Regions from separate parts of the Mus musculus genome. Here region 1 is linked to region 2. A link is a loop called in an ENCODE intact Hi-C map of the cell type or tissue named here. Cell type or tissue: heart. All regions are shown on one strand. Each heading gives the region's core, and the rest is flanking DNA. Links, peaks and the distances in the headings are about the cores only. Region 1 has its middle 73 kb from the start of 4933406G16Rik. Region 2 has its middle 140 kb from the start of 4933406G16Rik.

Evidence for each region. A loop is a pair of places that touch in the nucleus more often than their neighbours do. Peaks named below come from ENCODE experiments on the same cell type or tissue, not always from the same donor. Only the 100,000 strongest peaks of a DNase experiment are listed, where the experiment ranks them.
Region 1: it touches region 2 in a loop (2.7-fold over the local background); 3 of 42 quality-filtered maps call a loop at or near these places.

What each region holds. Positions count from the first base shown.
Region 1 is chr11:19,129,499-19,146,193 of GRCm38, forward strand. No RefSeq gene overlaps it. Among named protein-coding and RNA genes, the nearest start is that of 4933406G16Rik, 73 kb to the left of the region's middle. In heart, for the core only: no CTCF peak of the experiment used is centred there; a DNase peak (open chromatin) is centred at 9,093.
Region 2 is chr11:19,197,171-19,213,865 of GRCm38, forward strand. No RefSeq gene overlaps it. Among named protein-coding and RNA genes, the nearest start is that of 4933406G16Rik, 140 kb to the left of the region's middle. In heart, for the core only: no CTCF peak of the experiment used is centred there; DNase peaks (open chromatin) are centred at 7,021 and 7,631; H3K27ac peaks cover 327 bases.

The DNA of each region.
Region 1 (16,695 bases), core at 6,856-11,855, 65 kb before region 2:
GCTTCCTGGTTGACTGTTTAATACAAAGTGATCATCCTTGAAACCATATATGCATAAACAACCAAAACAGACTCATCACTCGTCAGATTCTCTCTCTCCCTCTTTCTTTCTCTCCCTCTCCCTCTCCCCCCTCTCTCTTTCTGTGTATGTGTGTGTATGTGTATGTATGTATGTGTAAAATAATTATAATCAAAGTAAAAGATGTTATCAGTTATGACATTATAGGAGGTGCTGGAGCCAGGAAAGGGAAAAGGAAAGTGACATAAATATATTTTAATTAAATACAAACTTTAAAGGAGAAAAAGAAGAAAAGAAAGGAGAAACTGGTCCATGCCCTAGAACAGTGGTTCTCAACCTGTGGGTTCCGACTCGTTTGGGGTTTGAATGATCCTCTCACAGGAATCATATGTCAGATATGTACATTATGATTACAATTGGCATGAGTAAAATGACAGTTATGACATTATAAAGTAGTAGTAGTAGTTACGAATATTTTGGTGGTGGGGGGGGTCACTACAGCATGAGGAACTGTAGTTTAGGGTCACAGTGTTAGGCAGGCTGAGGACCTAGAGAAAGGGAGTCACAGTGATTGCTGGACAAGAGCCTCGTGTGTCAGCAACTATATGACAGTGCTTTTGCAAAGAATCGTCTTCAGACATTGCCTTATAACGGGACTCCATGCTCAGAAACAAAGGTGGGTGCTCATGTTTCCTGACTGTCATAACGAGGTAGCATTGCTAAGCTGTGGTTGCCTAAGTCAGACGCAAGATTTGGGCAAAAAGCATATTCTATCACCAAAAGATTAAATATGCAGAAGCTTAGAAATGTCTTTACTTGGTCTCTCCTAATCTTTAGTTTTCATAAAATTATGCCAAAGTGCATAAACCCTGGAGAAATGAAGTCATGATCACACAGTTCCTTGGCCACGTTAGGGTGTGACGACTCCAGAGAGCGCTTGCAGCATGCAGCTACACACCAATCACACACATGGTAAGACTCGGTGTTTTCTCTGGTGAGTGGGCCAGCAGGAGTCAGTACTTGTTCTGGGCCCTAACTGTTAGTTTATATCTCTTCTGCTAACTCTCATCTGCGCTGTTTTCTTCTTTGTGTGAACATGAAGCATGACTTCAAGCCTTCTGTTTGTGGAGTTGCAGAAGCCCTGTTGAGACCAACTGGGTATGAAAGGCTCTTGAATTCCTTTCTTGCCAATGAAAAGAGGACTAGAGAAGGAAATGAGACCTGATAGAAAAGATCGTTGGGACCTGTGGGTTTAAATCCAGAAAACAAAAGTTAGAGTTTGAGGTTTGGAAAGCATTTTCTCGTGCACTGTTTATTCCGTCCTCAGAAGAGCTGGAGGATGTTTCTAGGGGCATTAAGTGACACATGAGACCTTTTTCAGGATCCGAGACCAATCAGAGAGCAAACCTTGCAAGTACAAGATATCTACTTTCAGAAAAGGTAAATACATTATTTATGTAAGTCTTCCCCACTCTGGTAGCAGCAGCCATTGTCCTACAAATATCTCTCTGTATTTGAACTTTGTGGCTGTAACTCAGTAATCCTAGCTCAGGTGGGAGTCACATGTAGCAACAACACTAGCTGCACATAGGACAAGTCTACCATGGGCCAAGAGTTATTATACATATTATCTCCAATACTTATGCTGCCCCTAACTCCTTCCAAGATAAATGCCTTATTTGTTTTTCAGAAAGAAGGGATAGATGACCACAGACAAAGACACTGATGATCAGAGACAAAAGTAGAATGAACCAGATTGCTGTTTTCTTCCATAATTAAACACCACAACACTCCACCAAGGTCAGGATATTAAAACACAGTAGGGCGCTGTTTATCAACCATTAGATTAGCAAAAACTTTGGAAGATGGCAACCTAGAGCCAGGCACAGCCCAGCAAAACATTGTCAGCAGACTGAAAACTGGTGGACTTGTAACCAAATAAATCACCTTCATCAATCTTTTATTATGTCCCCTGGTTTCAGTAGGTCAGGAATTTGGGCAGAGAACACCCAAACAGCTTGCCTTTCCTGTACATCGGTCAGAGACTGGAACCCTGTGATGATGCCTTCATTCACAAGCCTGTCTGTCTGTTGGTTAGGCTATGGCTGTCAGCCTTTCTGCGTGCTTGCTCTGCAGTACTTTGTGGAGAGAGCACCCTGCAAAGCGCATCGCACATCAGTGGAAGTACAACATTCAGATGCACACAGCTATGCGGTGTTCTTCTGAGAGCCAGAGTGGTGCGGAGGTTTCTGAGGCGAAGGCAGACACATTACAAATAAGCAGAAGTTGTCTGCAGGCCTCCCTTCCAGTCAGCAGCTCCAGAGTTGCCGTTCGGATGCTGCCTATCAGTGGAATGTCACTTTTCTTCTTGTAAACATTCCGAGCCAGCATTTACACATGTACTCTTTTTTTTTTTTCCTCAGCTTCTTAGTTAAAAATTAGACCTGTTACTGTGACTCAGAGTGGACATTTATTATTTCCCACTGCTGTGTAATCTTACACTAAGCACGGTACAAATATAATGTATTTGTCCATTCCTCTCTTTGTTTAATTTTTTAGGGAATTTTTTTTACCCCTTTAGGCTACTTTTTCAGATCTTCAGTTGCTTAACAATCCTTTTAGCAGCTTGCAAAACTACCAAAACCAAGACCTACACGTTTTACTGAACTTATTTCTGAATAACTTCATATAATTGAAAATTTAATTGGCTGTGATCCCTATCTCCAACCCTTCCTCCCACTGACCCTCTCCCTTAACCTCGTCATTGAATCCAGGCTCTTTTACACCTTAGGCAAGCTACCTTGAGTTAAGTCTTTGACTAAGTATTTCCTTTGTAATCACATTGTTGCATCTGCTGGAGTCACCAGTCAGATCTGTTCAGTTCTATAAAGCAGATGGTGCAAGGTCTTGATGTCATGAAACAAGTTATAATAGCTATCCAGTACAGCACAGGGGTCTGGATATGTGCTACCATCTCCACATCTATTTTTCTCAATGATTATGTACATGACCTCATGTGGGCCTATATGGGGAACAGGTAGGGTCTCTACCCTGTATATGTATATGTGTGTGTGTGTGTGTGTGTGTGTGTGTGTGTGTGTGTGTGTGTGTGTATGTGTGTGTGTGTGTGTGTGTCTGATTTCCAGTTTGGCGGTTCCTCAGAAAAACTGGACCTAGTACTACTGGAAGATCCAGCAATACCACTCCTGGGAATATATCCAGAAGATGTTCTAACTTGTAATAAGGACACATGCTCCACTATGTTCATAGCAGCCTTATTTATAATAGCCAGAAGCTGGAAAGAACCCAGATGTCGCTCAACAGAGGAATGGATACAGAAAATGTGATACATTTACACAATGGAGTACTACACAGCTATTAAAAACAATGAATTTATGAAATTCTTAGACAAATGGATGGGTCTGGAGTTTATCATTCTAAGTGAGGTAACCCAATCACAAAACAACACACGTGATATGCACTCACTGATAAGTGGATATTAGCCCAGAAACTCAGAATACCCAAGATACAATTTGCAAGACACATGAAACTCAAGAGTAAGGAAGACCAAACTTTGGATACTTCGATCCTTCTTAGAAGGGGGAACAAAATACCCATGGAAGGAGTTACAGAGACAAAGTTCATAGCAGAGACTGAAGGAATGACCATCCAGAGACTGCCCCACCTGGGGATCCATCCCATAAACAACCACTAAACCCAGACACTATTGTAGATGCCAACATGATTTTGCTGACAGGAGCCTGATATAGCTGACTCCTTAGAGGCTCTGCCAGTGCCTGGAAAATACAGAAGTGGATGCTCACAGTCATCCATTGCACAGAGCACAGGGTCCCCAATGAAGGAGCTAAAGAAAGTATCCAAGGAGCTGAAGGGGTTTGCAGCCCCTTAGAAGGAACAACAATATGATCTAACCAGTAATTCCAGAGCTCCCTGGGAGTAAACCACCAATCAAAGATAACACACAGAGAGACTCATGGCTCTAGATGCATATGTAGTAGAGGATGGCCTAGTCAGTCATCAAAGGAAGGAGAAGCCTTTGGTCCTGTGAAGGTTCTATGCCCCAGTATAGGGGAATGCCAGGGCCAGGAAGAGGGAGTGGGTGAGTTGGGGAGCAGAAGGAGGGAGGAGAGGATAGGGGATTTTTGGAGGAGAAACTAGGAAAGGGGATAACATTTGAAATGTAAATAAAGAAAATATCTAATAAAAAGAAAGGAAAAAAAGAGTGTTAGGAGTTGAGGAGACTGAGTTACTGGAAGTAGAATAATCTACAATCATAAATATATAGTGGGCCTGGGGCAATCTCTGTCCTCTGTGCCTTCTTCCTTCTAAGATGGGGTGGTCTAGTTCCCAGAAACTTCAGGCCAACCACCCTACTCAGATCAGAGTCTTCCCTGAATCCCAGCTCACTTGGCTGAGAGATGGATATCTGACCCTTGTTCTTCATTACTGTGCTCACTGTACAGCTGTGATGGGTCTAGCTCTTGCAAGCTTCTTCCACTAAGAGCTGGTTCCTGGTTTTGGTAACTCCAGCTGCTGGCTGGGGTCTTATTCCAAAACAGATGGACCACCCAGAACCATGACAATGCCAGCCTTCTGACTCCAGGCATCTCCACTGTCTGGATTCCACTGCAGTTCCATATCCTCTAGCTCCAAATCCCTTTAACTGTTCGCAAATGCTGACGACAGACTGTGCTTCCTATATTCTTTACGCTGGTGGCCACTGCTCCCATGGGGCTGCTGATTCGGATTGGGTAATAGTTCCAACACAGCTCTTTTCTGTTTTTTTCTACTGCTGCTTGGTCCCCAACAACCAGTTGCTAAGTCCCGCCATGCCTCTCATTAAAACCTTCTAGAAATGTGACAACCATTTGTTTCTGGTTATTAACCCTGGTTTTTATTGTCCTGTGATCTCATGGACCAGTGTCTGACACTTTGTCTATTCTCCTCCTCCTATTTTCCCACAGCAACAAGATATTCCAGGACAGTACTTATTTCTTGTTGTGAGCCATTACCTTTGTTGTCTCCTCCTAGGTCCAACAGAGAACAAAATCAACTCACATGGGAATCCTGGGTCCTTTTACTAGCAAGTGGCCTTGTGAATAATGCCTTTTGTCATGGCTTCATTTCCTAATCAACACGATGAATGGGTCAACTATAAGGTTTATGATACTTTTGCATCCACAAATTTATTGGCAAATTGGCTGTGTCAAATTTTCAAGCAGATTTTCTATCTCAAATGTTCATCAGAAGATATCAGCTAGTATGAGAAAGCTAATGCCATCTCTTGATTTCAACAAGGTAGATTTATAAGATTTATTCTTCCTTTAATTTTGACATCCATTCCATTTTATTTATTTATTGTTTCTTTGTTTTCTAAGATATATTCTTTAGACCAGGATAGCCATGAAGGTGGCATATCCCCCCCTCTGCCTAGGGTTATCAGCATGTATACATCTTGAGCATTAACAATATACTGATTATTACCTGGCATATGGTGGCAAGTAGTTGTGATTCCTGAGCTGGTTTCACTATGTCTTAAACATGAACAATTATTTGACATCTTATGGGATATGTCCCATTTGTCTACTTCTTCTGGGATTATTGTCCTACTAGGTCTTCATAAAGACCTACTATGCAAGGAAGGATAAGACCACACCCCTCTCACCCCTCTTCTACTCTCTCTTCTGCATCTCTATGAACTACTTTCCTATTGCTGTGATAAAACACCATGGCCAAGGCAGCACATAAGGACTAAAGTAAGGGCTTACTTGGGGTGTATGGTTCCAAAGGAATAAGAGTCTACAACCATCACGGAGGGCTAGAGAGGCCACAAGCAGCAATAGTAAGGGTTCATATGTTCAATTGCAAGCAGCAAACAGAGACAGGGAGAGAGAAAAAATCACATACAGAGCAGGGTGAGGGCAGGGAGCGAGAGAGAGAGAGAGAGAGAGAGAGAGAGAGAGAGAGAGAGAGAGAGAGAGAGAGAGGGAGGGAGGGAGACAGAGAGACAGAGACAGAGAGCTGAGAATGGCATGGCTTTTGAACCCTGAAAGCTCACCTGCAGAGGCAAGTGAGTTCACCAGCAAGGTCACACCTCCTAAGTCTGCCTAAACAGTGTCAAGTATTCAAAAGCCCAAGACAATGGGGATCATTTCGTTTAAACCATCACATCTCCCTCCTTCTTCCTCTTTCATTTAAGCCACCATATCTCCCTCCTTCTTCCTCTTTCATTTGAACCATCACATCTCCCTCCTTCTTCCTCTTTCATTTAAGCCACCATATCTCCCTCCTTCTTCCTCTTTCATTTGAGCCATCATATCTCCCTCCTTCTTCCTCTTTCATTTAAGCCACCATATCTCCCTCCTTTTTCCTCTTTCATTTGAACCATCATATCTCCCTCCTTCTTCCTTTTTCACTTCCTATTCTTCTGGAAAAAAAAAACAGATATTTGCTGCAAAAAAAAAGAAATAAAAGAAAAGAAAAAGAAAGAAAGAAAAGAAAAGAAAAAGAAAGAGAGAAAAGAAAAGAAGAGAAGAGAAGAGAAGAGAAGAGAAGAGAAGAGAAGAGAAGAGACGAGACGAGACGAGACGAGACGAGACAAGACAAGACAAGACACATATTAGTGCACAGGCAAGATCTGGAAAGACTTTGAAAAGGTGCATTAGTTAGCTTTTCAATGCTTTGCCCAAAATACCTGACAACTTAGTTGGGGGTGCAGCGGCAATGTCATTTTGGCTTATGACTTCTTAGTTCAGTCCACAGTTTCTTAGCACCACGTCTCTGTGTAAAAGAATATCCTGGCAGTAAAGCTTATAGTAAGAAACTTCTCCACTCTGCTTAATGGAGAAAGCATTTAGAAACAGGAATAAACCTGGGGCAAGACAGCTCAAGAACACCAGTGACCTTCCTCCAGATAGAGCCAAGTCCTAATGTTTCTAAAATAATATTTCCAAAATAGTGTCACCAGGTAGGACCCATGGCCTGATGTCTGAGCTGCTGGAAGGAAACTTTATATATCAATCCTAACAGGAAATCATCAATTATGCAAAGAAGTACTACCAAGATGCAAGTTGAAGGCCCAATGAGCTATCATTTCATGACTGTTCCTTTAAAAACATGAAAGACAACTTTGGTGAGGACATGGAGGAAAGGGAATGCTTGTGTGCTAATGATAGAGATGTAAACTAACAAAACCACTGTGGAAAATAATACAGAGATTTTCAACAAGCTAATACTAGAGTCACTGCATAAAGCCAATCTTACTCTTGTGTGTATGTGCAAAGGAATCAAAATTGATATGGTGAAGCAGCACCTGTTAATCAGTTCTCATGGCAGCAATTCCATCTACAGAAACAAGACCGTAGATTAATGACTAAAATGATAAACAAAATAATATAGATAAATGTAATATAGTATTATATTACCTTTAAAAAGGAAATTCTATCATTGCTAGTCACATAAATAAACGTGAATGCCATTATGCTCAGTGAAATTAGCCAGCCACAGAAAGAAGAATACTGTAGAATCGAACTTGTATCAACTCTTAAAGAAGTTAATTTTCTAGAAACCATGTATGCTGGTTATTTCCAGAGGTTATGTGTAAGGGGCTAGGAGGAAAAGAAAGATGTTGACAAAAAAAAAAAAAACAAACAAACAAAAAAAAAAACCAACCACCTTTCTGTAGATTAGAGTAACAGTTTCAGTACAGTAGCCATAGTTAATAACAATGAAGTATTATTTACTTCAAAATTGCTACAATACAATTTAACTTTTTTACCAGAAGCTATGTTTATACCATAGAGATGTATCTGTAACTCACCTAGAAACTCTATAATTATGCCATACACAGGTACATGATTATTTGTCAATTTAAAAATGAGTCAAAAGTAAAAGTAAGGAATTTATTTTCCAGAGACAGGGTGGTAATTAGTGGTAGCTCCTGAACTAAAATCGCATGTCTTCTGAGAACAGGGTACATGGAATTGTCTCTGCTCCCTTATCACACGAAGCATTTTTGAAACTACTGTACTTAATGCTGTTAATATGGCCATATCTCTGCCTGTTTCCGTGAGTCAGACAGTGTGACTTTAGTAGTAATGGGTAAAGGAAATTTTTCTCCTTCCTCAGGTAAAATATCTCCTATAGCCAGTTTGAATGATTTTGCAGAGTACTGTTCGCTGTTAACATGTGGTTCTTTGGCCAGCTACACAGGTATTTCGTAACCACTTCAGCTATGTGTTAGCCCAAACATAGGATGGGAAGAAATGGACAGGGCACTTTAGCAACGACAGTGGTCCAATTTAACAGAATGTCCATAAGGTACCAGGGTTGCATAACTTAGAGTTTTCCCAAGAGCTGAAAGGGCTGTGTGTGTTCTCCACTCTTCCGTATCAGGAAGGAGGGATTAAGTGAATGTTTTCAGTTTCACAGGAAAAGGTAATAAAAATACAAGTATATTTTGGGTCAAGTTCAATTTCTGCTTGCCTCTTACAAATCTCTATGAAGAAAATAAATTGGAGCACAACAGAATCTTTAAGACCCAAGCAAATAAGATTCTTTATTCCAACCCAGGTAGTTATCACATCCTGATAAGAACCTAATTACAACGACTAATATAGCAAGCCTAATAAAATAGGAAAGAAAGTTAAAGATAGTTGGGTCATGTCTGTCAGTCATCGTAAGACCATCATTAGTTACTATTTTAATGGTTCATTTGATTAAATGCTAAGCTATTGTCTTGTAATTATGTGTATTCAAGGGAAAAATACTCCAGTTCAATTAGGAATATATCTTTTACTTCACCATGTTTAATGAAGTCTCGGCCCCACCATAATAAGCAAGGAATAATGAAAATCTTTTTTTTTTTTTTTGAAACTGTGATAGGGGGATTTGCAGGGAAGTAAGCTGGCATGCATAGCATGATGAGTTTCCTTGCATGGCTCAACTGTTGATCAAAAAAGCAAATTATATAAGTGGATACTGCAAGGCAGAAACATGTGGACACAGCTGGAGTGTCATGTGTCACGGTTCTAGTCATTGCCAGCTGGCGGTCACACAAAAGCAGGCCAAGCCAAACAATTACTGTTATTCATAAGAGCAAATGTGCATTCCAAGTACACAGTGCAAGCTTTATGAAATAACCAAGCGTTCAGATGCATCCAGACAGCCGCACTTTTTTTCAATCACACGTCCCTGGGTACCAGGCCAATATGGCAAAATGACTCTTGCTATTCAGAAGCCCTTATCTTTACCCAATTAACCAAAACACTGTGACACTCAGGAGTTCTTCATGCATTTTGCTGAGCATGTCAAACCGACAGGCTTCCTGGGCAGCAGATGCAGTTTCTGGAAGCAATATGCTTAAAATACAATAAAATAAATAAATAAATAAATAAAAGAAGAGAAAGAAACATTTTTTTTTCCTCTTGGAGCTGTAAATACCCATTGCTATTTGGAATCAGATGCTAACATCTGGGCATCCAGTGCTCTGCCTTGCCATTATCTCTGGGCCCCAACATAGACAATTTCCATGCATGAGGTTATCTTGAGAGGCTCCCGAATGGCTGAGAGGAAACAAGGAAACAAGGATTCACCTGCATGCTGGAAGAAAAAAAATCAATTTAATAAGAGAATATTCTGGAACAGATCCCAGCAATGGACTGAATTATTATTTTTTTAAGTGCAATTGCTCTGGTAATTTTTACATCATTTGTTAAAACAAAGTCTAAGTACAGCCTCCTTCTCTCCATGGCTTCTGGTAAACAAGGTCCTGGGAAACGCAAGAGTATGTGTCAACACAAGGTTCTATCTCTTTGCATTGTAATAAAAAGAATGGAGGGCACAGAGCTCTCTGTTAGGAAAGTTTCAATGCAATAGGAAGTGAGTGGTTATATCCTCAACACGCTTCCAAAGAAATATTAGGTTTTCTGTCTAGATGAGAACCATCCCATAGACATGTAATGCAAACCACATGTGCGACTTTGTTTTCTAATATCCACCTTCAATGAAGGAGAGAGAAATAGGTGAACTTGATTTTGATATGTTATACTTAATCTTACCTGTTTAAGGTGTCATCATTTCAACACATATTCCAAACAATTGGGTTTGTTTTGTTTTGTGTCGCTGAAAACTAAACCCAAAACCTTGTACCATTGAGCTACATTCCCAGGCCCAATATAGTTATTATGAAATATCGTGGGTTTTAGAGTATTTTTTGTTTTGTTTTGTTTTAATCTGTGCCGAGACTTCAAGGCTCATGTGTAACTTGGACTCCAGTATACCCCAATCTTGATAAGCCACATTTCAAGTGCTTAGTTGCTACATGTGGCTCCTGGAGATTTGTCTTGGCCAGACTTTGAGCATTCCCAGGCACTCTTCATCCAGTGTCACAGAGTAATGTCTTAAAGGAATGAGATGTCAAGTGTCCTGTTTGAGGTCACAGAGGCCTCAGCTCTCCTGTCAACTTTCTCAGTTAATTCAACCATAACATGGAAATAAGATAGTCTACTCTGCTGTCTCCATCCAGTTTTCTAAGTTTAAAATAGACAACAGGTAGAATATCTCCATGGATTAAGGACAGTACATCTTAGATTATGAAGCTCTAAAAGTGGCTGAAAGTTCTAATAACCAAGAACATTTTTTTTTAAGTTCTTTATGCACTGATGAACCAGTCAAAGGATAGGTCTTAAACCTGGTGTGATTTTAAACACAGCAGTCTCCCTTATTGTCTCCAAAGGTCTTTAAGGGACATAAAGGCATCAGTAGCATCCACATATGCTCACTCCTGTTGTTTGAATGTGAACTGTTCCCCACAGGTCATTGGAGCACTTGGTCTCCAACTGGTGGTGCTCTTTTGTGAGGGGGTAGATCATTTGCATATGGCCCACTCCTGTCACCATGCCCTCTACTCCACGATAGACTCATCATCCCTGAAACCACAAGCAGAATAAATACTTCCATTATCCAGTTATTTTTGCCAGGTATTCTGTGTAAGTGATGAGACAAAGAGCTTTCTTGCAGTGGCGGTGTGAATTAGTACGGATTCCAGGCTTTCCTGGAGAGCCAAGTTACTTACAGGCTGCAGCAGCACAGCGCTCAATGGGTGCTGGGCTGGGGAAGTGACTTCCTGGTTGTTCACCATCCATGTGACACTTAGCGTTCCAGCACAGCACTGTGTACGGACGTAGGGAGACAGGGAAACTGCTCACTCTTCATGTTCAAATGGACTAGCCAAATAGAATATCAGCGGGTCCAGACCATTCAGCCCTCTATCACAGCCCACAAAGCCAGACCTTTCATAGTTAAGAGCTCTTAATTCAACACTTGCCAGGAGTTCTGCTAATAAAAGTGGCAATCTTTGGATGCCTATTACCACTTTCTCTTTTAAAACAAAGATTTTATTCGCCATGTCAATGCTTTGCCTTCATGGGTGTATGTGTACCACACAGAGAGGTCAGGAGAGAGCATTGGATCTCCTGCAACTGGAGTTACAAATGAGTGTGAGCCACCATGTTGGTGCTAGGACTCCATCCAGGTCCCCTGCAAGTGCAGTGACTTCTATGAATCTCTGAGCCATCTCTCTAGCCCAAGACTGGGTTCTTATTTAATTTCAAACTCACAAACCTGAGGGTAATGCTTCAACACAGTGCCTTCCCCTTGGAGAGTCATTCAGACTGAGCACTCTAGTTCATGCCCCTGTCCTCACCAACGGGCCGCTGAAATACTTGTAGAAAAAATGCAAGAATTAGTCCACTGGCAGGGGATTGGAGTGGGAGTTCACTGGCTCCTTTCCACATGTTCGCTGAGGTGCTGTGTGACTCTAATCGCTCTGCTTTGCCTTTCGTCCCCTGTAAAATGGGAGTAGAAATCTATGTGAATGTCCTCACAGTGTGTTTGTAAAAGGAGAGCTGAAATCATGGCAAGAAAATGTATCTGACTGGAAGATACGTTTTCACGCATACTCTAGACTTTGATTGCTGGGGAAGATCAGGGAAGCCTTAATCTGTCCTGAAGCATGCAGAGACTCAGGGACATGTTCTCTTAGGCTTGCTGCCTTGGGTAGCACAGGGCCTCGTCGTAGTGAAGAGCTTGTGTTAGAAAAGCCTGCTGCTCCGATGGAAGCCAGGAAGGAAGGAAGACAGAAGGGACTGCTGCTAGTCCACCCTTTCCAACAGTGCCTGTGTTGAGTCAAGCCTTCAGCACAGGGACCTCTGGGGACACTAAAGACCCAGATTTTAGCAACATATATAAGGCACTTTACTCATTCATTAACAGGAGAACTGGGATGCTGACAAAAGGAAGCAGAGGAGAAAGAGGCAAACACAAGGAGGGTTTCTCCATTCAAGGCTGGGGTCTTGTCCTTCATCTCATTTCCATATCCTAGCACAAACATCCTAAGAGATGAGTATTATGGGATTGTAGGCTGGTTCTTGCCTTAAGGGTGGTGTGTGTGTGTGAGAGAGAGACTCTTCATTACCTATCTCCCACTAAAATACAACATCCATGGAATGTCTCTTTATAACATGAAATATTTCTTACATCAGTGGATATATATATATATATACACATACATACATATACATATATATATATATATAATCAAATTTATTTTTTAACTCTCTATTTCCCAAATCATGGAGGCAAAGTTGTCATTGAATAAATTGCTTGTTTTTCTCCAGGTGGTTACAACTCTAACAGATTTATCTTGGCAACACTGTGCCTGGATTTGTAACAGGCTGGGCAACAGGACTGGTTGTTACAGGTTGTACTGGAAAAGTGTAACACCTTCCTTAAACCAGATGTTGTGGTCATCTTTCTTTCCATCAGGCTCTCTGTCTGCCATATATATATATATATATATATATATATATATATATATATATATGAACTCTCGTATGTGCTGAGTTTTCCACTAGGCAGTCTGGTATTTGCTTCAGAACACTGAAAACAACTGTGGTAAAATGTCTGGGTTTGTGATTACAGAGCCCCTTACAGACCTAGACAGAGGATCATGAAGCTTCTTCTGAAAATTAAAAAAATAATAATTAAAGAAAGAAACTCCCATTTGGATGCCCCTTCTTCCATTCTCACCACCTGTTAGAAATGCTGTTAACAGAACACAGCCATGGAACTTCTTTTAATTGACACCCCCCAAAACACACACACGCACACACACACACACACACACACACACACACACACACACACACCACCCACACTTCTTTCCCTATTCTCTTTCCTTCTTTTCTCTCTCCCTCAAACAGATATATCTCCCTCCCTCCCTCCCTCCCTCCCTCCCTCCCTCCCCCACTTTCCCTTCTTTCCTTGTTCCTTTCCTGTCCTCTTTCTCCTCCGATTTTTATGGAATATTCTCGAATTTACCTGGTTTAGGAGTCAGGCTAGCCTATTCCATATTGCCCACGATTTAGCAAATGTGCTGCTGAAGGGCCCATTAAAAAGCAACCTTCCCTTCCCTGTGAGTGCCAACCAGAAGACATCAAGGGGGAAGGTCTCCCAGAAACTGTTATGGAAGAACCCCCTACACACACCAGAGAACCTGGTTTCCAGGCCTATGAAAACACCCGTGCGTGCGTGCGTGCGTGTGCGCGCGCGCATGTATACACAGAGAGAGAGAGAGAGAGAGAGAGAGAGAAAATGAGAGAGAGAGAATGAGAGAGAGAGAATGAGAGAGAGAGAGAGAGAGAGAGAGAGAGAGAGAGAGAGAGACTCTGAGCTGTGAGCTGTCTCCAGCCAACATCTAAATTGCTTCAGCCACTGGCAGGCCAACCGGAGCCCTGTGGAAACATGAGCTAAGTGAAGACAGCCCGCCTCCAGGTGCTCCTCATTGCCACAGCTCCTGACACTTCTTGGCCACCCATCATTTTCCATTTGGTTGCGGGCAGTCTTCTTATCTTCAAAGCGTTTTTATGCGCTTGCAGAGGCAAGCCTACCCCGGACTAAAGTTCTCGGTTCTCTCTGCCCTGCAGCCTGTGCCAAGGACCCAGCTGCTTGCGGCCACTACCATCCCGCTACAGCCTGCATTTCCGAGTTTCCACTACTGGGATAAAAAAAAAATTGGAAAGCAGTTTGCTTCTTTTGGACCCCGAAGGCTCCTTTCGGAAGGAGAAGACAGAATGAGAAAGCCCAGGGGACGATTGGCTTGAAAGTTTAAAAAAAAGGCCCTACAAGGCCGGCCTGAATGGTGTCTTGTGTGACAGAAGAATCCCCCAGTCTGTCTGGTTTTGGCCAAGGCCCCTGCTCGTTCGCCTGGTTCCTTCTCAGGATTACCACTGCTTGCCCTGAGTGCCAATTCTAGGAAAGGAACTCTTGGGTTGGGTTGGTCCTGTGAGATCATGCTTTGGCCTTGCCAGGGCCTGTATGCTATTATAATAAAGCAATACTACCGTATCTGTAACATACCTAAGCCCTGATGGCTTCTATTGCTGTGGGCTTCCCCCTTCATTTGCAGGGTTGGTTTTTTGTTTTTTTTTTTTTTAATTCCTTTCAGAACTCTAGAACTGGCCTTTAGAAACAGCCTCCTTGCAAACACACTGCCTGTTGACCCTGGCATGTACTTATAAAGAGGGCTGTTAGCACCCAGGATTTATGTTTCAAATATCATTTTAATTTCTCAGGCAAAAATCTTGCCATAAGATATTCACTCACTGGTGGACTTGCATCCCACGGTGTCTCATTTTCTCTTCCTTGAATGTACACACAGATATAAACTCTTCGTTAATGAAAATGTGCTCATGGCTTCTAAGAAAAGGTTCTCAGTGCCCGATTCATTGAGACGCAGATCATTTGTTTGTGGGGAACTCACTCCCAAATGCCATTCTCCTTTTAGCTGATAAATTATGCATATAGCTTTGCGAGTCAGTAAGTCCTTCTTTTTAACCCCCAGGATACCTTTTATTGCTATGTGCAAGCCACATGTAACCTGTCCCAACAGAGTCGTGGATCTTCCCAGAGATGTAAGCTTCCCTTACATTTACTAGGGAACACGTAGCCCTACTTTGCTTTTCTGTGGCTGCGATAAGCACCAGGACCAAAAGAATCTTGGGGAAGAAGGGTTTATTTAATTTTCCAACTCTCTGGTCTCGATCCATCATTGAGAGAAGTTACAACAGGAGACAGAAACAGGAACCTGGAGGCAGAGAGAACAGAGGAGCACTGTTTACTGACTGGCTCAGCTGCCAGAGTGGCTCACTGTGACAACTGTGGTGTCAAACTGGGTCCTATTTCCTGTGCAGAGGGTTCTAGGTAACACATACTCCCTTACTCATTTCATGATGAAGATTCTGGATATGAAAAACGAATGGAAAGTTGGAAAACGATTCTTGCATCCGTCTTGGGTATGTTCATTCACCTCTCCTACTCTAGGACTCAGCTCTGGGAGACACTTTCCCTGGAAGCATCCTTTAATTCACAAGTCCCCCCTCAAGCCTCAGGTTGGGGTACTTCTAATATCATGTACACCCTTTCAGTTTTTTCAACACTTCTTGAACAAATGACATCAGTCTCCCATTTGAGACAGGAAAGCAAGAGCCTTCCTTCTCTCTCTAGTGCTTTCAGTATTCCACTGTTTGTCTGCATGCTTTTAGTATTTTGAGGGAGCGTCTACGATGTAGTACCAGCTGGCTAAGCATTCACTACGGCCTGGAGCTTGTGACGATCCTTCCATTGCTGCCTCCCGAGGCCTGGAATTGTAGGATGGAGCACCATGCTCAGACCCCATGGCACTTAATGTGAAGCTACATCTCAGAAGGGATGCCCCCTCGTCGGCAACCCCAACAGCTGTGCTGTCCGTTAGCCATGTGACCTCTCTGCATATCACACTGATACCTCACCTGACACGCTCTGGGGCTGATGGGCTTCCTCTACAGCCCACTCTGTAGCGCCTGGCACAGATACTCATAATGTCTTATCTGTTGTAATTAGAAAAAGGAAGCTGGGCTGGATCCGCAGAGGCCACATGGTGAAAGGAGAGGGCTGACTCTCTCAGAGTGTCCTCTGATCTCCACACGTTCACTGTGACTTGTACATGCATCTCCTAACACACAATAAGCAAATGAAAACTTTAAACAGGAAACGGGAGGCAAGAAGGTGGCCCACTGCCGTCCAGTCCTCTGCACTTATCAGCATACAAGAACCCTCATCCCACTCTGGCTGGCATTTCTTCTCAGAAAGAAGCAATACTTGGGAATTTGACTTTTGTTACTTAACAGAAGAGTAAACTAAAGATCTATCTTTTCCGTACATTTTCACTGTACTATTCAATCTAATGCAATTAATTATAGGAGTTAATGTAATTACACTTGTGTAATTTAGTTTAATATTCCAATGGGTTGAGATTGTCTTTTTCTTTCCATGGAAGAGTCAGCTGCACTCATGCTATTATCCAGACTTCCAGGAGAGAAACTGGCTTTTTAGTTTTCTCAGAGTTTTAGAGAGCAGTAGGAAAGCCCTTGAAATTCTTCTAGTTCCCCCCCCCCCCCTCCACTTTTCATGTCATCAAACTTGAGACTGCAAGTAACTGATGTTTTTGTTCTTCCTTCCGGACTCCTTCTCCAGAGAACATAATGACCTCTTGCTTGGGTTTTAGACTAGAAATATGTTTGTCAACTCAGCTCAATTTAGTAGAGCCCTGGGTGGCAA
Region 2 (16,695 bases), core at 4,276-9,275:
TCTGTCTCTGTCTCTCCCCCTCCCCCCCCCGCCCGCCTCATTCCTCAAACATATTCTTTGTTTGGAATCAGGTTCCAAACTTGAATTAATTTCTTCTCTGTGCCAGTTTAGACTGTGAGAAAGGGCCTATTGACCAGATTTCCTAAAGCTCTTTTGGGAGATTCATTTGTGAAGTTTTTTTGTTTGTTTGTTTGCTTTTGTTTTTTATTTCAGTTGGTTACACAGATTTTTCTTCTAGGTAAGGGGAGAAACCAGTCATCCTAATTCCAACATTTTCATGCATGAAACCAGAACTACAGAGATAACAGAAATGGGACTGACTCCTGGATTATTTTATACTTAAAGAATATTTCTCACTGATTCTTATCGCTCCTTATGAAACTTATGTCCTTTGTATAAACAAACAATCAGACAGACAAAAATGTACAGATCATGTTAGGGAAAAGTATAGAATTTGTGACATAAAGAACTCTAGAAAAATTTACTTAAAGGTACTCATGACATTTCATTCTCCCAAAGGTCCTTGGAATAAGCACTTTCAGACCTGATGTGAGCAAGATTCTCAGGTAGAATGGATCCTGAGTTGGGTTAGACCACAATGAAGTGTGTTGAAAGCCATTAGCAATTAAGAGCATGGCTCCGTGCTGATTTTCTTTTATGGTGTATTTCATGCTGCTCATGCACAGTAGGTAATACACATGGATTCAGCATAAATTTAATTTTGCACATTAAGTAAAGTGCAATAGATAAATTATGCCTGAAGAGGAGCCACCAGCTGCTGTAGCCACTTCAACTAATGTACCCTGGAGGTGCCTGAGCACATCACTTGAGTGGAACCACTGATGCATCCTGGGTATCTGCATGGATTCATTTGCCTTGGAGCCTTCTGATTGTCAGGGAGTGGCTGAAGGAGAGGCTTGGTCCAGCTTCCTGGGGCCAGGCTGCTCCCTGGAGTTCTTGGAAGTACTGTCATGGCTGGCTTTTTTGAATGATCTGTTACAAGGGTCCTAGTCAGGATTTTCTCAGGAGCGGGGCAGATGGGAAGGAAAGGGGCCCTGATTATCTCCTCCCCATCCCCCACCCCCGTTTACTGAGGCACGTAGAGTCCATATAAAGTAGGAATATCTCTGAACGTTCAGGAATCAGAAAGGGCTCCGTAGAGCAAAGGTAACCGAAGGAAGGACGCTGAAGGAATACTTATTTTGAAATGTCCTGGCATCTCATTTTGTATCTCTTTTCTCAGCCTTGATAGTCACTTTATAGTCATTAAAATGAAATTAATGTATCTACTCTCCAGTGTAGGAATTGCAGCAGGATACTCGGAGGGCTAAATTTAAGGAAGGGAACTGACCTTGTCTTAGTGTCAGGATACTCTTCCATGACGAGGAATGTCGAGGACACACAGTAGGTCATGGGAGATGAGGAAGCAGTTATGAGCTTTACTAGAAACAACTAGATCAACTGCCTCCAGTTGACAGACATTCTACTCTCTGGCCCAACCTCTTCACAGGCCCCTTCAGAACCATATCCAGGCCTGTGTTCTTCCTTCTAACGTGGGAAGGGTGCCTCATCAGTACCTGTCAGCATGTGTGTCTTCTAGTCACCAGTACCTGTCACCATGTCTTCTCGTCTGTCCAAAGCACCCTCTGAGGCTGAGCTTCTTCAGATGTCCATCTGTCAGATCCTTATTTTGAGGTGAATAGACTGCAGGAAGTTGCAAGATTTTGGAATAGAGAAACCAAATCCACTGGGCCCTATGAATAAGGATGGGCTAGTCGATCTGGGAGTTATGACAGTGTGGCTTGCTGTTGGCCCAGATCCTAAGCATTTACTCTGTTGTCATTTCCATTTTGCAGGGGAGCTGAGACTCTGAAACCTATGTTACTTGCCTAAGATGGATATATCTGGTAAGAAACTGTGTTCATTTGCAGATTGCTAGATTTATGGCTTGAATTCCTTACCAGTCAGTCATGTTAGTACAAGTTGCCTTGAGCTGGGGTCACTTTCTTTAAAACAAACAAACAAATAAACAACCCTGAAAAGAAAAAGAAACATCCAGGTTTGTTTCACCTTTTTTGTTGTTATTTATAGATAAAGAATATCACCTTATCATTGAGTAGAAACATTCTCTTGAATGGAGACTAAAGAATGTTCTTTCTGTATCCAGGCTGTTCACAATGATTCATTTCTTCTCCCTTGGATGCTTCAGAGGAAGATTCTCCAAGAGATAGAGCCTTCTACTGCCCATCATGTACTTGATTGATTAGAGAGCTGAGCCTCAGCCTCGAGGCTGCAAATGTTCCTTCTAAAAGCAGGTCAGAAGCCACAACCGTAAAATGCCACTGGCACATTTAGGCCTAGTTAGAGAGCATGATTCAGGTGGGGTCTGCAGCCAGTTTGCACAGGTTTAAGAGTCTTTTGTTCATATCTTTTCCCAGTTCTGTGTTCTATCACAACATACTTCGAGCTTGTTGCTGACCATGTGGGGATTATTCTACCATGGATATTTGTAAGCTCAAACTAGGGTATTATTCATAAATTCATTTCTATCTTTGGAGACTCAGTTTTGTGAAATGTTTGCTAGAATAACAAAACCACCTCTCCCATGGTCTCACAGACTCTCAGCACCATTCTGGATATTTTGGAGTCCCATTCCACATTTCTCGAGTTTAGAACTTTCCAAGAGAGAAACCATTCTTGTCAGCCACACAGAATTATAATACTGTGAAACATGCCCCACGTGCTGACTTTAGTAATGCTGACATTAGGCATTATTATAACAAATAGCAGATTTTGCAATATTAGTAAATATTTCCTAAATGTACCTATGTCCAACACAAGAAAGAAAAGCCGATATTAAATAAAACAAAATATAATAATAAAAAAATGCAACATAATTGTGGCAGGGGGATCGTCCAGTAGAGCATCAGTTCTCAAACTGTGGCTCAACTTCTGTGGGGGGCGGGGAGGGGGTTGTCACAGATCCTGCATATCATATATTTACATTAAGATTCACAACAGTGGCAAAAGTACAGTTATGAAGTAGCAGTGAAGTAACATTTTTGTTTTGGGATCACCACAACAGGAGAAACTGTATTAAAGGGTTGTAGCACTGGGAAAGTTGTGAGCCACTGTAGGAGAACTTTTAGATGGACAGAAATTCTCTCTATCAATAGCTATTTATTCAATTAGCCACTAAAGGGATACAAAGGCAGAAAAGGAAAATATGATCACAGAGTCTGCCTAATGTCCATGTGAATTCCAGACATATCATTTAATCCATTTGCATGTAAGTTACTGTGGTGGTTAATATTCACTGGCAACTTGATGGTGCTTGGAGCCACATACTTCTGGGCTGGTATGTGAAGGTATTCCCAGGGAGAATATACATTACAGAAAGCACCCATTCCAAGAGCGGGCAGCACTTTCTCAAGGTAGCCCAGTTAAAGAAGGCCTGATGAAACCCAGGCTTGCTTGCCTTTGTTTTTTTTTGTTTTTTTTTTTTTTTTTTTTTGCTGATGAGTGCATCTATCCAACTACTTATTGAGCCACCGTTACTGCTCTCAGAACTCAATTTCTTCCACCTTCCAACATTGACCAAAACCTAGCATTTGAATCCTCCATGCCTTCAGCATCAGATTTAAACTGCTGAGATGTCTAGCCCTGTGGATTGAGCAGTACAGGGTTCTCAGTCTCCCCAGCATGCAGATGATGGAGGTTGGACTATCCTATTGGTCCAACATCCTAATAGTCCCAACTGTAAAAGTCAATCTAATAAATTCTCTATTGTAATACATATTTATTCTTTTGTGCTGTGTTCCTTTGGAGAAACCTGACACAGTTGCCAGGATCATGGTATGACATTTAATGTTCTATGGTTGTAGGCAACAGACCTTAAGCCTAAAGAATCATTGAGTGATTAGTAGAAAGTTCAAAGACTAAATGGGGAGGTGAGAGAACTAATCACTAATCCCTAAGGACAAAGGCCAGGCAAAGGGCAAACGTCATTTTCTCAGCAGTACACAACCACTGGTGGTAGTGGGGATCAATCCCAATCCTTTATTCTGTCTTGTTACTGCAGTTTAAGATTCAATGCCCTAGAAGGACAAAGTCAGTTTAGACCAATCAGCATCTCCAGATGGATAGGCACAGAAGACTTCCACATAAAACACAGCAAATGCAGTTTTGCCAGGGGAACTGGATGCATTACCATAATGAAATATAGACTTACTGTGGTCAAGCTCTGCTTAATGGACTACTACAACAATTACTGCAGAAGACCAGAAACCATCCTGTGCAAATAATTTGTGAAGCATTTTGAATCAGCATAAAGTTCTACAGGCCTCAGTTACTCATCAGTCTAATATAGTCATAAAGCAAGGTTTATTTTTACCCTGAAACTAACAAGACCAAGATTTGGATCTACTTCAGCCACAGAAATCTATGAGCAATATTTGCTCCATTGTTGTTTCTATCTTACCCCTTTATTGTGGTACTTTTCATTTTCTACTTTCTGTTCACTTATAGTTTTAGCAGAGTAGCTGTATCTTATACATCTTTGTAAATCACCTAGAACCCATTTGCAATAAGGCAGTGATTAATACCCACAAAAATTTCTTAGCAATCTTCTCTGATAGTCCTCTGCTCTGCTTTATGTTTAATATACAAAATACGTTCTCCTGGATTTAAATATAATATCAGAAACATCCTATCATAGTAGATATTTACCAAAAATAAAGTTGTTGTTTTAATTTATTTACTTAAATTCACATTGCAAACGAAGGGCATGCCATAATAACAAATGTATAGTAATGATTTCCCTAGAGATCAACAATTTTGCCTAAATTTCAAAAACAGCACAGTGTGGCAAATTAAATATACACATATCCAAGGCTTTTAATAGTGTCAATTTTGTAGTACATTCTGATATCATAGGCTTCAAGTGTTAGGTTAGTTGTTCATTTGAGAAGTCTAGTGAAGGTGTCCTTAGGTCTTTGGGGTGCTGAGTTTGTTTTGAAGGCTTGGAAGAGAGACCTTTGTACAGCAAGCAGGATACAGTGACTACCTGCACACACAGCATGTTCACTTTATTTGAATATTAATGGGCTTGTGAGTAAGCAATATTGAGAGTCACATCCTCTCCTTTAAAGGAAACTCATACTCACTGCCTATTATTCGCATTTGCTGGCCCTGGCTCTGGTCTTTGGCAAGTCTGCATGGAGACAGAATTCCTTTGATCCTATTTTCAGCATTGGCATTGTTTATGTTGAAATGTTAAAAATAACTCTTTAAAAGCACATGCCATAAGGTTAGTGAGGAAGGTGAATTTCACCTCCAGAAAACTTTGTCACAAATTTCAGGCTGTCTGCAGCCTTGTTCTCTGCAATGCCTGAGAGGTCTTGAATGGAGGAAATTCCTTAGCAAAATCTTCCCTTTCAGTTCTCTCTTTATGTGTGTGCTTCAGCCTGGTGAATGGCTAACTTGACTTAAATCTTGTTTTCTGGCCAGACTTTGTTCAAGAGAATCACAAAGTATCAATTGAAGAAGAGGGAGGAGGGGGAGGGAAGGAGGAGGAAGAAGAAAGGGAGGAGGTGGTAGAGGAGGAGAAAGGGGGACTAAGGGGAGTGAGAGGAGGAGTGGGGGAGGGGAGAAAAAGACCAGAAGCAGGACATGAGCATCCTAATTGATGCCACTATTGAAGCCAGTCCTTTATAGGACCATGCTGCGCTGTCTCGTTACTATTCACTGTTTCCTAAGTAGATCTGCTAATTTAATTTTATTCTCATTTCTACGATCTGTTTTCTAGTCTTCACAGGTACTGTGAAGTAATTTTGAAAGACACGTTGTACCTGGCTATGTCTTCCGAAGTTCAGTTTTCTTCTACCCTGGCATGGTTTTTTTTTTTTTTTTTTTTTTTTTTTTTTTTTTTTTTGCTATAGGCTGCACTGTTTCATAGGACTACTGCAGGCCACCGTCAGGAAGCAGGCCCCGATTGATCCTGTTTGCTGATTTTATCCATTTATGTGAGTGGCTGCAGCAATGTTTTGTTTTTACTGAGGACATTTTTGTTCATGAAAATGCTAAGGTTACCCACAGTCATCTCTAATCTAGTAGTGAACTGCATTTTCTCTTTATCTACAGGTTGGTAGTCAGCCTGGTTGCCGACAATTGAGGAAGGAGAAGGCTCTTAGTCTGTGGTTTGGTTTGGTTTTCTGGTCATATCAAGGGGAGGGGAGTTGTGTGATCACCTAACAAAGTTGATTTTTTTTTTTCAATCAAAAATGTGTGACTGGGCCAAATATGATGTTACAGGCCTATAAGCTCCAGCATTTGGGAAGCTGAGGCAGGAGGATCATGAATTTGACACCCAGGTGTGTTACACAGCATGGCCCTGTCCAATTACTGCCCCCCACACACCCCCCCCCCCCACATGCACATGCACACACATAGTGTCTGGTTGAATGTTTTCTTTGATTGCTGCTGATTAATAAAGTTTCCCCAATCTAATCTCGAGTCCCCAGTGCAAACTGACGCCAAACTCGCTTGTATGATACACATGCCATACTGCTGTAATCTTGCCAAACCACCTGAAAAGAATTATTTTCCTTGCCCACACACACAAAAAAATAACTGTCAGTTCTTTAAAGTTCAGACTATAAAGGTTTGAATAATTAAAACCTTTTCTACACCTTGGTAGCACGCCCAAAAAGTTAAATGTGTTCCTGTCCTAGCATCTATGAGATAATTATGGGAAAAGGAATGAGATTCTTTTAGAAAAGACACAGAAATCAAGTAGTTATTTGTGCCTGCAAATCCTCTGGGGTCTAAAGAACTAGCAAGATAATAAATTGTTTTTGCTAAAAACAGGAAGTTTGGCAAAGATGTAAAAGTACAGCTAAACTTTGGCCAGGCAACCCAAAACATTGTGTTCTTCTTTGAAAGTATTCCCAGCAAGGAAAAAAATTGGAGTGCCTTGAATCCATAGTTGCAGAAACAGCAGAGGCATCTGGCAACGAGAGCAACTTGCCAAACTTGCGGCTCTACTGCACTTGTGGTGGGAGGATGTGCCAGTTTTCCTCGACTTATGTCATGTGCAGCTGGAAACCCCGTGCATAAATAAGACTCCGAGTGCTGAAAAGATTTGAGCAAGCATTTCTCTGCCTTTTTTCTCCCTTCATCTGAACTAAAAACAAACAAACAAAAACAGAACAAAAAAAAGTCAAAAAAAAATAAAAGCATCACCCTCCCCGCCCTCCAAAAAAATTTTTTTTTCTTGGAGTTTATACAATTTGAAGTGTAGAAGATGGGGATGCCGGCTTCCCCGGGACCTGTTTCTAGAAAAAAAGTACTCAGTGCCAGCATTCTGGAAGTTGTTAGTGTCTCCTCCCCCACCCCATCAAATTCTTCGTATTCCCTCGCCAGCTTTATTAATGTGATTGTGATTATGTGGCATCTGCTTTGGACGGAGCCAATTGGATTATACTTTCCAGTTTAGTCCATCAGTGTGGAGAGACTTCAAAATGTAGGCCAGAAAAAATAAAGCTGTGCACCGGTGACGTCGGGAAGGGAGGGAGGGAGAGGGGGGCTTCTGTGGCTGCAGCTGCAGGGATGCCTGGGATGTCTTGATTGGGGAGAGATGGTGCTCCTTGGTCTTGCAGGGTGGGAGTTTTCCAGCTGGCAAGGACAATGGACTTCCTCTTGTTCTCCTGCACTGCACTGGGTGATTTGTCTGCGAATTTTGGACTCAGGATTCCAGGGGAGACACTGCCCAGTTCAATTTCTGCCATTTATCTGGAGCTGAAGGCAACTGTTCTCCCCTTTATATCTCTCTTTTGAGTAGAGGGAACAGGATGCGATATACCCGCTTAAAGCTAAGCAAACTCCACTTTAGAAGAGGGCATGTGCACACGGGAATCCAGCGGTGGCCACAGAGGGACAGACGTCTCAGTCCCAGCCAGATGGCTTCTCTCTGACTCCTGTTGTGTCTTCTGCTGTCTTCTTGTTGGGGGGCACTAAAAATGTCAGCAGCCTAGTGTAGTGAGAGTCAAAAGACACACTTCAGGCCCAGGCTCCACAGCTCATGACTGTGACAGTTCTGCCTTTCTGAATTGTGATTTCCATATCCATGTCTGTCTCAAAGACAAGTCAAGAAGAATCTACAAGCAACTGTAAATCCTGCCCTGTCATCCTGGATTGTGTTGATCTATGGATGCTCAACACACACTGACTGCTCACTGGAGAGGGAGTCATGGGGTGATCAAAGGAGCCTGTGGGCATGCTTCTGCTACCCTGTGTGGTATCACTCTTGTATGAATGAATGCTACCAGCTCCCAAAATGTCATATTAAATAGATTAAAAACTAGACTATCTTCCTTTGATAACTGTTAACAGATTAAATGATTTTATTATGAAGATATTAGGGAAAGTAAAAAGCAAATCACTTTTATTTACTGCTTAGAAACACTTTTTGTAGATCAAGATTCTTTAAAAAGTATTTTTCCTATTATTTTATTCTGTTATTAAATTTGAACATAACTATATACTCCAAGCATCTTATTAATAAACATTTTCTACTTTCATTATATTTAAATACATTAAATTAAATGTTATTTTAAAATGTCTTTTAAAATTTTTAGATATATTTATTGTATGTGCATGAGTATTTTGCTACATGTGTGCCTGGGGCCCATGAAGACCAGAAGATGTCCAGCCTCTGGGATTAGAGTTACAGACAGTTGTGAACTACCATGTGGGTACTGGAAACTAAACCCAGGATAGTTTCAAGAGGGACTCTTAAACCCCTGAGTTACCTCTGTAGTCCCCTTAAGATATCCATAGCATCTCACTGCACAGGTTCTTCAGAGGAGGCCCAGCTTTTCCTCATTAGCAGTAGGATGTTCATCTTTTGCATTTGCATCTCTTGGGAATAGAATTGGTGTGTTTCAAAAAGGTCTCCAGAGACTTGCTTTCCTTAGAGAGGCCAAGGGAACAGACTTGCTGCCCCCTGGCAGGGAGTGTTGGTCAAAGTGGACTGGACTTTGATGTGGCTTCCTTTGGCTCCTATCACATGAGACACTCTGTGTCTACTAAATCAATATGCACAGCATAGCTGTGTGCTGCACATACCCTTCACAATCTATCTACCTAGTGTGTGTGTACACTAATGCATGAGTAAAGGTGTATCAATATATATATGAGAGTGTATGAACATACTACATAGAGAAGAGACAGAGAGTTCCTCCATGACCCCACCCTACTAACTTTGAACTGTTTCTAATCTTCTGTAGGGAAACACGTCAAAGTTGACTTGGTGACTAATCTATAAGGAACACTGTCTAGGAGACAAGAATGGCCAAGCCAAGGAGAAGGCTACAGATCTTTCTTCCTCTGAGGGTCACTCATGGCTCTGTCACTGCTGGAGGATTGCTAGCATCAGTTACGATCAATAGTGAACTGCCAAAGCCTCCATGGGTAAAGAACAGAGTTATAGAAAAGAAAGGTCTGAGGAGATGACAAGCTCACAGATGGGGTTGTTAGGACTACTGCAAAGACAATTCTTTTTACTGAGCATCTAGAATAACTGTCTTGGGAAAGGTGGGTTTAGTTGATCCTGTGACTCTATGTGCATCCACAGCATAGAGTCTAAGCAGGAGCTCACAGGCTTTTGCATAGAAGAGGCCCCGTTCAGTGACAAGCAGAAACTAGAACAGGCGCTGAGAAAAGGGAGACAATAGTCATACAAATCTAAAATTTTCACAAGTTAGAACCTAGAGCTGAGAAGGGGTTTGAGACTTTCTAAAGACCTAGCTGTAGAGTGCACTGTCTCTTCTCCCTGCCTCTAACACTGATCTTTAAATGAGTGGACCAGTGTTTACCAACACTGATCATTGCATGCTCTTGGAGATGGTCTTCTCCCTGTTTTGGGAACTTCCCAGGGATTATAACAGTTCTTATGCCCAGTCTATGGCCATCATCACCAAGATCAGCTTCTGAGGGTAGCTGCTAACATAAGAATTGGTCTAGCTCCCAGGGAATAGCAGTAGTAGCCAGGGTCCAGGCCACCTGTGTGAAGAAGAGGCTAAGCACAGGATCTTGAGGCTTCGTTGCCATCGAGCATCTACAGCACTGCTACCAGCATCATTGGTCCCACTGTTGCTATGTAGCAGCTACAGTTGGCTTACCCAAAATCAAGGGGCCCCGACCATCTGACATCCTCACTTTTAGAGCTGGAGAATCTAAAGAAAAAGGAGTAGACTTTGTTACAATCATTTTAATTAAGCTTCCATTTCCTGGATCGTGTAAAGAAAAATTTCATTCCTTGAAATTACTAGTGTCTCAGACTCTGCTATCTTGGGTTGTGTGGCTCAGAACTTTTACTAACTTTGGATAGGGTACCCCTACATCACCAGGACAATCTCACCCCATCTCACGGAGCCTGGCTCAGAAACATCAGAATGGTGTTTATGAAGCCACACCCCACGAGATTTGGCCTTGAGGAACTGATTCATCTGAAAGAACACAGTCCATACAGTGAGAATCTCTGCAACGCTGCATGTGAATAGGAAACCAGTGCCCAGACATCACCTCCTCACCTCTTCTGTTGCATCCAACACACTAGAACTGTCGCCTACAACCTTCTCTCTGCACGCCTCTACTTTGCTTTTGCAGACCACACGATCCCACACACAACTCACTATAACATAACACACACACACTCTCTAATAAAATAAGTCTTTAAAATATGTCTCAAGATACATCTTTAGATCTGACAGAGGTGTCCCTGAGCTCCTGGTGCCCATTTCACTCACCTCATATCTTTGGCTCCCTTGACAGCCACCTTACTCCCAGAATTTAGACACTTACTCCAAGAAGCCCAAAGTCATTTGTCAGACACGAGAAAGCAGATTGTTTTTACCTACCCTGATCATAAGTTGTTCTCTATAAGGCAAATCTTTCCATAACTGAATGAAAACAGTGGTTTTAGAACCTTAATGTTCTGGGCTCATATGATCTTTATGTGTGTTATCTTAGGCCTTTAAGTTTTCATAGCTGTGTAAGGTACTATTAATCATTTCCCACTTTCTCCAATTATTTGTGGGGTCAAATGGAAGGCACTTGTAGTGTGCTAGCATGGATCCTGGTTCGTACTGGATGCCCAATGGACTCTACACTCCAGTCCCACCTCCCACAGATACCCATACACCTAGAATAATTGTCAAGGTTATTTTTCTCCCCAAAAGGATCCCATGACTTTTGTTTGGAAGCATCAGGCAGACATAATATGTAGATAGAGCCAACTTCTCTCTCAAGTATAGGTGAATACTTAATCTCTAAATAAATAAGTGGATGCTAATTATCTTCAATTAGGGGGAGCTAATGAAGTGGAAGCTCTCCTGTGTATTCAGTGTATTCTCCTCGAGTATTGAGTGAAGCTGGGGAGACAAGATAGAAGTGTTCTATAATCAGCGATGAGGATCTACACATTGTAGTTCTGTCACTGTCTAGTTTGGATGCTAAGTCTCCCTAACATGCCATCAGCCACCCAAAGGCAGCTAGCATTTCCACCATCCTCTATTGTGAGGTTTTGTGGAGCTGCTCCTTTCCTGTGGTCCTCTGGACAGTTACTCAAGTCCCATCCTCCTGGCCCAGAGAAGTGGAGAATGCACACAGGACTCAGGGTTGGCTTTTAGTTTGACTTTCCCATCCATAAAATGGAGGCATTTGAAAGTGGTGATCCTGAAGTTGGACTCTTCAAACATGGGACACAGGGGAGAACTTGGCAATGAAGCCATATAGGGAAGAACAGACAGCAGGAAGGGCAGAGGTCAGGATAGTTTAAAAACAAAATGGGAGGCTGGAAATGTCAACTAGGAGAAGCATAAAAAGTTCCCTGGAAAACATGAGGAGAAGGGCAGAGTGGAGAATGAAGAGTCAAGCAGGACAGTCAAGGGGCGAGGAGGAAGGTATAGCTGCAAGACCCACAAAAGAAGGTAAACCAAAACTTGGATATAAAGCTTCTGTCAGCAGCACAGCACAGAGCTCTTGCTTCGGGGGGGGGGGGGGTTGCTGTTTGTACTTTGATATTTCAAAGGAGTTTATCACAGTGACATGGAGTATATCAGCGAGGCATGGCAGGGCATAGCCATGCTGGCAATGTGGCCACAGCCATCCTGTTTAGAGCTTTGCTCTCAGACATTCAGATTTTAATTTGATGACACTGAGAATCCACTTGACTTGCCACCAGTGAGTTTGGCCCAGTGAGCTCATCCTGGACCCACACTGGCACCTTTTGGAATGACTAGCATAGTCATTTTCATCTGCCAGCTTAAAAGGTAGAACTTACTGGTCCTGGGTCCCTCAGAGACCATGGACTTCTCAGGGTGAGCAAGCAGACTGCAGAAGTGACACAGCTTCTGGGACAGACCTCTTTTCCGGCTCCAGACATCTGGGCACCTTCCCCACCAGGGGAGAGGTGTCCATCCTGAAGGGCTCTGCCAGAGCAGGTGAGGGAGCCACCTTGGGTCCCGGATCCCTCAGAGATTAGTCTGCGCAGGTGAGAGTGCTGACTATAGACGTGACACAGCTTCTGGGACAGGCAGAAGCTACACAGCTTCTGGGACAGACCCCATTTTGGGCTCCGGACATCTAGGCACCTTTCCCATCAGAGGAGAGGTGTCTGCCCTGGAGGGCTCTGACTACCAGAGCAGGTGAGAGAGAGCCATCTTGTGACATGTGTCCCTCAATGACCAGTCTATGCAGGTGAGCACGCAGAATGCAGAGGTAACACATCTTCTGGGATAGACCCTGTTTCAGGCCTTCATCTTCAGTCAGGAGACAGTTCTGAATACCTTCCCTGCAAGAGGAGAACTTGCCTGCAGAGAGTACTCTGACCACTGAGACTCAGGAGAGAGCTAGTCTCCCAGGTCTGCTGACAAAGGCTAACAGAATCACAGGAGGAACAAGCTCCAACCAGATACGACTATAACAACTAACTCCAGAGATTACCAGATGGTGAAAGGCAAACATAAGATTCTTACTAACAGAAACCAAGACCACTCACTATCATCAGAACCCAGCAATCCCACCTCAGCCAGTCCTGGGTACCCCGACACACCCAAAAAGCGAGACTCGTATTTAAAATCATATCTCATGATGCTGGTAGAGGACATCAAGAAGGGCTTTAATACTTAAAGAAATACAGGAGAACACTGCTAAAGAGGTAGATGTCCTTAAAGAAATACAGGAAAACACAAACAAACAAGTGATGGAATTGAACAAAACCATCCAAAACCTAAAAAGGGAAGTAAACACAATAAAGAAAAGCCAAAATGAGACAACATTGGAGATAGAAACCCTAGGAAAGAAATCTGGAAACATAGATGTGAGCATCAGCAACAGAATATAGGAGATAGAAGAGAGAATCTTGGGTGCAGAAGATTCCATAGAGAACATGGGTACAACAATCAAAGAAAATGCAAAATGCAAAAAGATCCTACCTCAAAACATCCAGGAAATCCAGGACACAATGAGAAGACCAAACCTACAGATAATAAGAGTAGATGAGAATGAAGATTTTCAACTTAAAGGGCCAGCAAATATCTTCAAAAAAATTATAGAAGAAAACGTCCCAAACCTAAAGAAAGAAATGCCCATGAACATACAAGAAGCCTACAGAACTCCAAATAGACTGGACCAGAAAAGAAATTTCTCCCGACACATAATAATCAGAACAACAAATGAACTAAATAAATATAGAATATTAAAAGCAGTAAGGGGAAAAGGTCAAGTAACATATAAAGGTAGGCCAGTTAGAATTACTCCAGACTTCTCACCAGAGATTATGAAAGCCAGAAGATCCCGGATAGATGTTATGCAGACCCTAAGAAAACACAGAGGCCAGCCCAGGCTACTATACCCAGCAAAACTCTCAATTACCATAGATGGTGAAACCAAAGTATTCCATGATAAAACCAAATTCATACAATATCTTTCCACGAATCCAGCCCTTCAAAGGATACTAAAGGGAAAACACCAACACAAGGACGGAAACTACACCTTAGAAAAATCAAGAAAGTAATCCTTCAATAAACCTAAAAGAAGACAGCCACAAGAACAGAATCCCAACTTTAACAACAAAAATAACAGGAAGCAACAATTACTTTTCTTTAATTTCTTTAACATCACTGGACTCAATATCCCAATAAAAAGACATAGACTAATAGACTGGCTACACAAACAGGACCCAACATTTTGCTGCTTACAGGAAACCCACCTCAGGGACAAAGACAGATACTACCTTACAGTAAAAGGCTGGAAAACAATTTTCTAAGCAAATGGTCCTAAGAAACAAGCTGGAGTAGCCATTCGAATATCGAATGAAATTGACTTCCAACCCAAAGTTATCAAAAAAAGACAAGGAGGGACACTTCATACTCATCAAAGGTAAAATCTACCAAGATGAACTCTCAATTCTGAATATCTATGCTCCAAATACAAGGACGGCCACATTCATTAAAGAAACTTTAGTAAAGCTCAAAGCACACATTGTACCTCACACAATAGTAGTGGGAGACTTCAACACCCCACTCTCACCAATGGACAGAACCTAGAAACAGAAACTAAACAGAGACACAGGGACAGTAACCAAAGTTATGAAACAAATGGATTTAATAGATATCTACAGAACATTTTATCCTAAAACAAAAGGATATACCTTCTTCTCAGCGCCACATGGTACCTCCTCCAAAACTGACCATATAATTGGTCACAAAACAGGCCTCAACAGATACAAAAATATTGAAATTATCCCATGCATCCTATCTGACCACCACGGACTAAGGCTGATCTTCAATAACAACATAAATAATAGAAAGCCAACATTTACATGCAAACTGAACAACACTCTACTCAATGATTCCTTGGTCAAAGATGAAATAAAGAAAGAAATGAGAGACATTTTAGAGTTTAATGAAAATGAAGCCACAACGTACCCAAACTTATGGGACACAAAGAAGGCAGTCCTAAGAGGAAAACTCATAGCTCTGAGTGCCACCAAAAAGAAACTAGAGAGAGTGTACACTAGCAGCCTGACAGCATACCTAGAAGCTCTAGAACTAAAGAAAGCAAATTCACCAAAGAGGAGTAGAGGGTAGGACATAATCAAACTCAGGGCTGAAATCAACCAAGTGGAAACAAAAAGAACTATTCAAAGAATCAACCAAACCAGAAGCTGGTTCTTTGAGAAATCAACAAGATAGATAAACCCATAGCCAGACTAACTAGAGGGCACAGGGACAGTATCCTAATTAACAAAATCAAAAATGAAAAAGGAGACATAACAACAAACTTGAGGAAATCCAAAACATCATCAGATCCTACTATAAAAATCTATACTCAACAAAACTAGAAAACCTGGATGAAATGGACAACTTCCTAGACAGATACCAGGTACCAAAGTTAAAACAGGATCAGATTAATGATCTAAACAGTCCAATTTCCCCTAAAGAAATAGAAGCAGTCATCAATAGACTCCCAACCAAAAAAAGCCCAGGACCAGATGGGTTTAGTGCAGAGTTCTATCAGACCTTCAATGAAGATCTAATTCCAACTCTTCTCAAACTATTCCACAAAATAGAAACAGAAGGTGCTCTACCCAATTCATTTTATGAAGCCACAATTACTCTGATACTTAATCACACAAAGATCCAATACAGAAAGAGAACTTCAGACCAATTTTCCGTATGAATATCATTGCAATAATACTCAATAAAATCCTCGCAACCGAATCCAAGAACACATCAAAATGATCATCCATCATGGCCAAGTAGGCTTCATCCCAGGGATGCAGGGGTGGTTTAATTTATGGAAATCCATCAATATAATCCACTATATAAACAAACTCAAAGACAAAAAACACATTACGATCTCACTAGATGCTGAGAAAGCATTTGACAAAATACAAGACCCCTTCATGATAAAAGTCTTGGAAAGATCAGGAATTCAAGGCCCATACCTAAACATAATAAAAGCAATCTACAGCAAACCAGTAGCCAACATCAAACGAAATAGAGAGAAACTCGAAACAATCCCACTAAAATCAGGGCTAGACAAGGCTGCCCACTTTCTCCCTACCTATTCAATATAGTACTTGAAGTTCTAGTCAGAGAAATTCGACAAAAAAAGGACATCAGTGGGATACAAATTGGAAAGAAACAAGTCAAAATATTACTATTTGCAGATGATATGATAGTATATATAAGTGACCCCAAAAATTCCACCAGAGAACTCCTAAACCTGATAAACAGCTTCAGTGCAGTAGCTGGATATAAAATTAACTCAAACAAATCAATGGCCTTTCTCTACACAAAGGGTAAGCGAGCTGAGAAAGAGATTAGGGAAACAACACACTTCACAATAGTCACAAATAATATGAAATACCTTGATGTGACTCTAACTAGTCACAGAAGTGAAAGATCTATATAAGAACTTCAACTCTCTGAAGAAAGAAATTGAAGAAGATCTCAGAAGATGGGAAGATGTCCCATGCTCATGGATTGGCAGGATTAATATAGTCAAAATGGCTATATGCCATGAAAATTCATCTGGAATAACAAAAAAACCTAGGATAGCAAAAGCTATTCTCAACCATAAAAGAACCTCTGGTGGAATCACCATGTCTGACCTCAAGCTGTACTA